2 separate regions of the Homo sapiens genome follow, and region 2 is linked to region 1. Evidence: chromatin contacts called from ENCODE Hi-C or POLR2A ChIA-PET data. All regions are on one chromosome and are shown on one strand. The core of a region is the stretch at or near the end of the contact, and the rest is flanking DNA. Distances in the headings are between cores, read along the strand shown.

Region 1 (3,159 bases), core at 287-2,786:
TCTATAGACTGCTAAGAGAAATAGAAGGGAAAAAAGCAATACAATACTTAAGATTTACTGGAGAAGTACTACTGGGAATTGAGGGGAGAGTGTACTCTTTGGAAACAGATAAACGTAGCTCTGAAACCCTGCCTTGCTCCTTGCTAGCTGCATGATTCTGAGCAAGCTTCTTGATACTCAGCTTCCTCATCCATAAATACGGGGAGCAATGCACTTCCTTTGCAGGGCTCTTGTGGGCTGAGAGACAGCATGCATTCAACACTCAGAGTACCTCTCCTTTGTCGGTGCTCAATAAACAGTAGCTCATCTCTGCCATTCCTGGAGTTAAGGCAGAAGACCCACAGTACAGCACTCTGCTTAGGAGCTCTTATGAAAGTGTAGGTCAGATTGGTGCAAGTCCTGTCAAATGGGCATTGGTGGGTTACACAATCTGCTTTTAGCCTCTCATTTAAATTAAGCATGGGCCAGAACATCAAACTCTTTTCAAGAAATCAGTGCTGTAACTGGGACCCTGAGACTACCTCCATGCAAAGTAGTATATAAGTAAAAAGCTCTAATTTTGCTTGTAGCTCAGCTATAGAACACGCCAAAACCCCCCACCAAACCCACTGTTCTAAGTAATGGAAGTGTACTCTGAGAACCATCTGAAAAGAAGCCTGACAACTTGCCTGTCTTATTCCCCACCTGACCTCAATCTTTCTTCCTCTGAGTGGATGATTCCAGTGCCAGTTTTAGATCCAGTGCCTACCCAAGATTTGGCGCTTCCCAAACAGACTGTAGTGTTGGTAGACAGCATATAGCCATCACACAGGCTGACACTAAGAGATAGTGGGTATGAATGTGCGCTCTGTGCAAAATCCTCATGGGGAAGGAAGGCAACACCTGGGTACCTTTGGCAATGTAAAAATTCCCTTCTTTTAAAAATGCTCTTTAAACAAAGAGCTTTATATCTAGACTCAAAAATGCCTTTCCATCAGTATCAGCTTCTCCCAGGTAAAAGGAAGTGAAGACAGAAACAATGGAAATCCCATTGAGTAGGGAGAGGCAAAACAGAAAGGTTTATTCTAACGTGAGAGGAGCCCATGATGATGTGAAAGGGAAAGAAGAGAGAAGAATGGCATATAACCTGGAAGATTCAAGTACATTCACAGATAGATACTTTCCCAAGGTGTGCAGGAATCTAGCCCTTCTTCAAGGAGACAACCATAGCATCATATAATTCAAATTAATTCCTTTCTGAATGAGAGCTGAGTAACAAAGACAAAACTTGGCAAGATGGCACAGCACAGTGAGTGCAAAATTGTATTCCCAGTTGATACTTGGTGAGATGTTAGGTTGTCAGCTTAATGTAAAATAAAATGAGGCCGCACATCGTAAAGTGTTTTGAAAAGTAAAAATCCAAGGGAGATAGGAAGGCAGCATTTTAATGAGTCTAGAGAAAATGAATTCCAGGGTGAGCAGCTCTGCTCACGACCTCTTTTCAGTTGGTATCCCATAGGCCTCTGGGAAGCGGGGCACATGAGGGAGGGGCCAGTGCCTGCCTCCACACTACCCCCTCTCCCCTAATGAGGCTGGCAGCACCATTTGCTAGCACCTGGCAGATGAGAGAGAAAGAAAACCTGGTGTGGAGACCCCCATCCATTAAAGGCAAGAGAGTGAAAAGTGGGAGAGAAAGCTCCCAAGTTCAACAGCAGTGACCTAGGGTCATGCAGTGAGGACTTACAAAGGTATAAAAGCTTCTTTATTCAGGTGGTTCCTTTCAGCGCAACTTATTTGATGATGCTTAATGCAGGCAGTTAAAAGAACAGTTCAGTTGGATATAACTTACAGTACGTCACACAAATCTGGAGTGCCCAAGGAACATTAGTTTCAGGGAACACACTGAGATTATAACCAGCCTTTTTGCCAGGGGCAGCTTGTAACTCAGAAAGTCATGTTTCATTTAGGATGTGCTGTATAATGTTGAAGGGGAAAGTAACTATTTTGTTTTGTTGTGTTTCTTCCCAGTCCAAGAAGAAAGCATTTGGAGAAGTGCTACACATGCTCAACTGAACTTCCTGTCAAATTGTTCTCACTCGTTTGGGCACAAGTCTGCTTAAGCCATCTCTCATTAACATTTACTCTTGCCCGAAGCCCTCTACGCCCCCAACCCCTGCTAATCTTCCACAAGCAAGCTGATCACACTGGGATCTCCTTTTCCCAGACACGTTTGATTCTCACTTTCTCCTGAACCTAGAAATGTGCTTCCCACCAAAGCATGCCAGGCACTAACTCGTCCCTACTGAAAGGGGCTGTTAAAAGCTCATCTTCTTTCCAGATGGTAGTGAGGTGTGAGGTGATCCTTTCTCTTTCTTTTTTTTTTTTTTTTACTTTTAGCTACCCCTCAATTCTGGTGTTCAGTAACAATGTATTCCACTTAAAAGAGAGAAATCATATTAATTATTCTAAGATATAAACACTTAATTTTATTCATGCTCTTGAATTACTTTCCTTTCTACCGCATGTTTGTGTAGCTGTTATATGAGTCCTTTCTACTGATGTAGCTGTCATTCCTTCAACTCAGTTCTTGCCAAACACTGAGCTATGTCTGGAGATACAAAGATAACTACTCTTGTTGAAGAGATGCCAGTTTAGTGGGGGAGACAGACATGTAAACAGATCTGTATCTGAGATAGATGGCCTGGGTAGGAAAAGAATATATATAGCACAAATAACTCAGTGGACCTGCAAAAACAGAGCTTGAGGCCATGATATACCACAAAGACCCACCAAGGCACAAGCACTGTCAACATGAAGGTAAGGCTTCCATTTTTGCCTCTTTCAATCTGGGTACATCTATTCTACATACTCTGCCTTTCCTCCTGTTACAGGAAAAGAAGGAACCTCAATTCTACCTAAAGTCAATCTTCTCCTTGAGCTAGAGATCCAGCCCCTCTCCCATAATGAGGTACACGGCCCCTACAAAGATCCACTCTCCTGCATTATCAAATCCTCCCTCCCTGTGGTATCATTCCAGTCCACACACACACATACCTTAACATCATCCTCCCTTGACCCTAGGTCCCCCTCCATCCTCTTCATCATTTCTCTGCTTCCCCTCCCAGTGATACTTTATCTTCTACATGTATTGCTACCCCTATTCCCTCAGCCTCTATTCCC
Region 2 (3,159 bases), core at 252-2,751, 71 kb after region 1:
CCCTTATACAACCTATGGTCTACCTAGTAGTTAGAACAATCAAATCACAGGATTCCTTGGCTCAATACCCTCCAGTGGCTGTCAATCTCACTCAACCAAGCGCTCTGCAACCTGGCCCCATTTCTTTTCTGACACCGTCTTATACTACTTTCTCTTCAGCTTCAGCCCTAGTGCCCTCCTTACTATTCCAGGAGCATACCAGAGCCAGTTGCTGTTCCCTCAGCCTGGAACACTCTTTGCCCACATTGGCTTGTTCATTAATCTTCAGGTCTTTACTCAGATGTCACCTTTATAATGAGGCCTTGCCTATTTGAAATTGCAAACCCACCCCATAAACATCCTCTTCCCTGCTTTATTTATTTTGTTGTCTCTCTCTCCCCAGTAGAACATAATTTCTATGAAGACAGACATGTTGTCCAATCTGTACTTCACTGAATCTTCAATACCTACAATACTCAGGTTATTCAGACTGGTCTGGGAATCTTCAGAGTGAAGACAATGCTCAGGCATCAGGCAGGGCGATGTTCACTCCGGGCAAAGGGCATACCATGTTTAAAGATACAGAACAATGAACTAGCACAGTGTACACTTGGAATCTAGAAGCAGTTTGGTTTGGTTGGAGCTTAGGGTTTCAGCAGGAAATGAGACTAGCAAAGTAGGCCGGGATCTAACACTTACTAAGTGTTACCCTACTCTAGGCATTGTTTTAATCCCTTTATATTATTCTTATGCAATTTAAACATCATAGCAAACCTTCTCCTACAAAGAAGCCACTATTGTTATTTCCATTTTATAGACGTGCAGACTGAAGACAGAGAGGGTAAGTAACTTGGCCAAAAATCACTCAGCTAATAAAGGAAAGCCAAATTCAAAGCCAGGCAGACTGACTCTAGAACTGCACCCTGAACCAATACACTATATTGCCTCTGTGCTATGGATCTTGGGTTTCATGGTATAGACAAGGAGGAGCCACTCAAAGGTTTTACACCGGCAAACAATAGGTTTAGTCTGCATTTTAGGATCACAGCAATGTGGAGAACGGATTAGAAAAGTGTAAAGAGACCTGCAAGGTCCAAGCTATAGAGATGTTGAAGGCAGGGTTTAAGGCAGCAGTATAAAGAAAGGAAGACTTTACAGACACCCAGGAAGATTTTATAAACACCCAGAATGTAGAAATTATTAGGGATTTTAAGAGTGTGGTGGCTGAAGACCCAGGAATTCCTGCTCTGCCATTTACCATTCTCTCCATATGCATTTACATTTACAGAAAATAAGAAATCACAAGCTGAATGAAAATCAAAGTATGATACTATGAGGTGGCTCAGCATCTAAATACCACAGAGCAGGAATACAGTAAAACTGGACTGGAACATTTGGCTTAGGATCAAGATGCAATTAAGGGCCTCTATCTTAAGTCCAATTCTGTATCTTGGGATTTTCCTATCTTCAGGCCAACAACACAGTATAGAAATCGGAAGCAGTGTCCAGCATACTTAGGCTTACATGCAAAGAGAGAACAAGAATGAGACACAGAATGAATGCCTGGGTTGCACAAAGTGTTCTGGTTGAACTTACTACACTGACTATATGGAAAGAGGAAGTATAAAAGTAGTCCAGAAAGAGGAAGTAATGGCAGGACTAACTCATCGCAAGATACTCTCAAGAAGAAGAGTAAGATGGCAAGGCTGGCCCAATCTCAAAGATTAATGAAAAAATAAAAATGGGCCGGGCACAGTGGCTCAGGCCTGTAATCCCAGCACTTTGGGAGGATCACCTGACGTCAAGAGTTCGAGACCAGGCTGGCCAACATGGTGAAACCTCGTCTCTACCAAAAATACAAAAATTAGCCGGGTGTGGTGGCTGGAGCCTGTCATCCTAGCTACTCGGGAGGCTGAGGTAGGAGAATTGCTTGAACCCAGGAGGCGGAGGTTGTAGTGAGCCAAGGTCATGCCACTGCACTCCAGAAAAGAAAAGAAAAAGAAAAAAAAAAAAAAGAAAGAGGGCTGTATGGCTGCATGGTAAATATAGCCTGATCAATATCCTGGACTCTGACTAATTAGGTTAGCATAATGTTAATATATGTTTGTCCCTTTGTATGCATGGGGGATTGGTTCCAGGACCCCCAAACCCCCACCAAGGATATCAAAATCTACAGATGCTCAAGTACCTTACATCAAATGGCACAGTATTTGTATAGTATAACCTACACACAACCTTCTGTACACATTTTTTTCTTCAATCCACATCAGTCAAATCCTGCATACTTTAAATCACCTCTAGATTACTTATACCTAACACAATGTAAATGCTATGTATATAGTTGGTGCACTGTATTGTTTTTCATATTTGTTTTTTAAATTGTATTGTTATTTTTATTGTCTTTTTTTCCCCAAATATTTTCAATCTGCAGTTGGTTCTATCTGTGGATACACACAGCTGACTGTATCAGAAAAGCCATCAGACCCTAAGTATGATGAAAATGAAGGGGGCAGAAGACAAACTGGATTACCACACCATGATGGGTCAATCTGAAAGTCAAATTAATGCCAAGATTGTGGTGAGGGGAATATAATTTCACTTGATATTGATTAGATTTGGAGGGGGCAGGCTGGTCACTAAAACAGATCCAACACAAAGCTGTCATCTTAGCCAGCTTAACTTAATTCTAGCATCTTTAAGCCTGATGTTTTGAGTGTTGGAAAAGAACAAACTGGTTATCCCTTACACTATATTCCCTAATACTAGTTGAGGAGTGACCTCTCTAAAAGATCAAGAGCAAAAAGTCTTTTTAAAAGATTCTAGACAATGTAGGATACTCTTTGCCATAAGAGCCAAAGCCAACAGAAATAATCCTTCCACCCTTGGGAAAAGAGATAATGGCAAGACTTCTCGTTAATAATCTAGCTAAATGATAGAACTTAAAAGATCTTTGACTAGCTGAGTGTTGTGGCATGTGTAGTCCCAGCTACTTGGGAGGCTGAGGTGGGAAGATCAGTAGAGCCCAGCAGTTCAAGGCTGCAGTGAGCTATGACCATGCCACTGCACTCCAGTCTGGGTGACAGAGCGAAACCTTGTCCCTTAAAAAAAAAAAAAATCTAAGACTGATTACTAAACCATTGGGAACAGGAAGTTCTGGGTTCAATGAATTTCTATATATTT

Evidence for each region. A loop is a pair of places that touch in the nucleus more often than their neighbours do. ChIA-PET counts read pairs that join two places held with the same protein, here RNA polymerase II (POLR2A). Pooled maps may share reads with other maps.
Region 2: a loop to region 1 is called in a pooled map, with 2.0 times the contacts of the local background. The contact joins the enhancer-like site here to the promoter of BTBD9-AS1 in region 1. A Hi-C loop is called at or near these places in 2 of 168 maps with a recorded cell type or tissue (dorsolateral prefrontal cortex and posterior cingulate gyrus), 1 of 37 single-sample maps with no recorded cell type and 5 of 50 pooled maps. POLR2A ChIA-PET finds 5 or more read pairs at or near these places in 7 of 52 experiments (A673, BJ, CD4-positive, alpha-beta T cell and 4 more).

Annotation. Positions count from the first base shown.
Region 1 is chr6:38,480,060-38,483,218 of GRCh38, forward strand. It overlaps BTBD9-AS1 (BTBD9 antisense RNA 1), which reads left to right and starts at 1,537. Exons shown (of 2, transcript NR_144472.1): 1 at 1,537-1,727; 2 at 2,008-2,468. The region is part of intron 6 of BTBD9 (BTB domain containing 9); the gene reads right to left.
Region 2 is chr6:38,550,775-38,553,933 of GRCh38, forward strand. The region is part of intron 6 of BTBD9 (BTB domain containing 9); the gene reads right to left. Among named protein-coding and RNA genes, the nearest start is that of BTBD9-AS1, 71 kb to the left of the region's middle. RefSeq lists a silencer at 1,475-1,675. Within about 2 kb of position 1,502, at least 2 of the 41 ENCODE cell types and tissues checked have a DNase peak (open chromatin) inside an H3K27ac peak, as active enhancers do.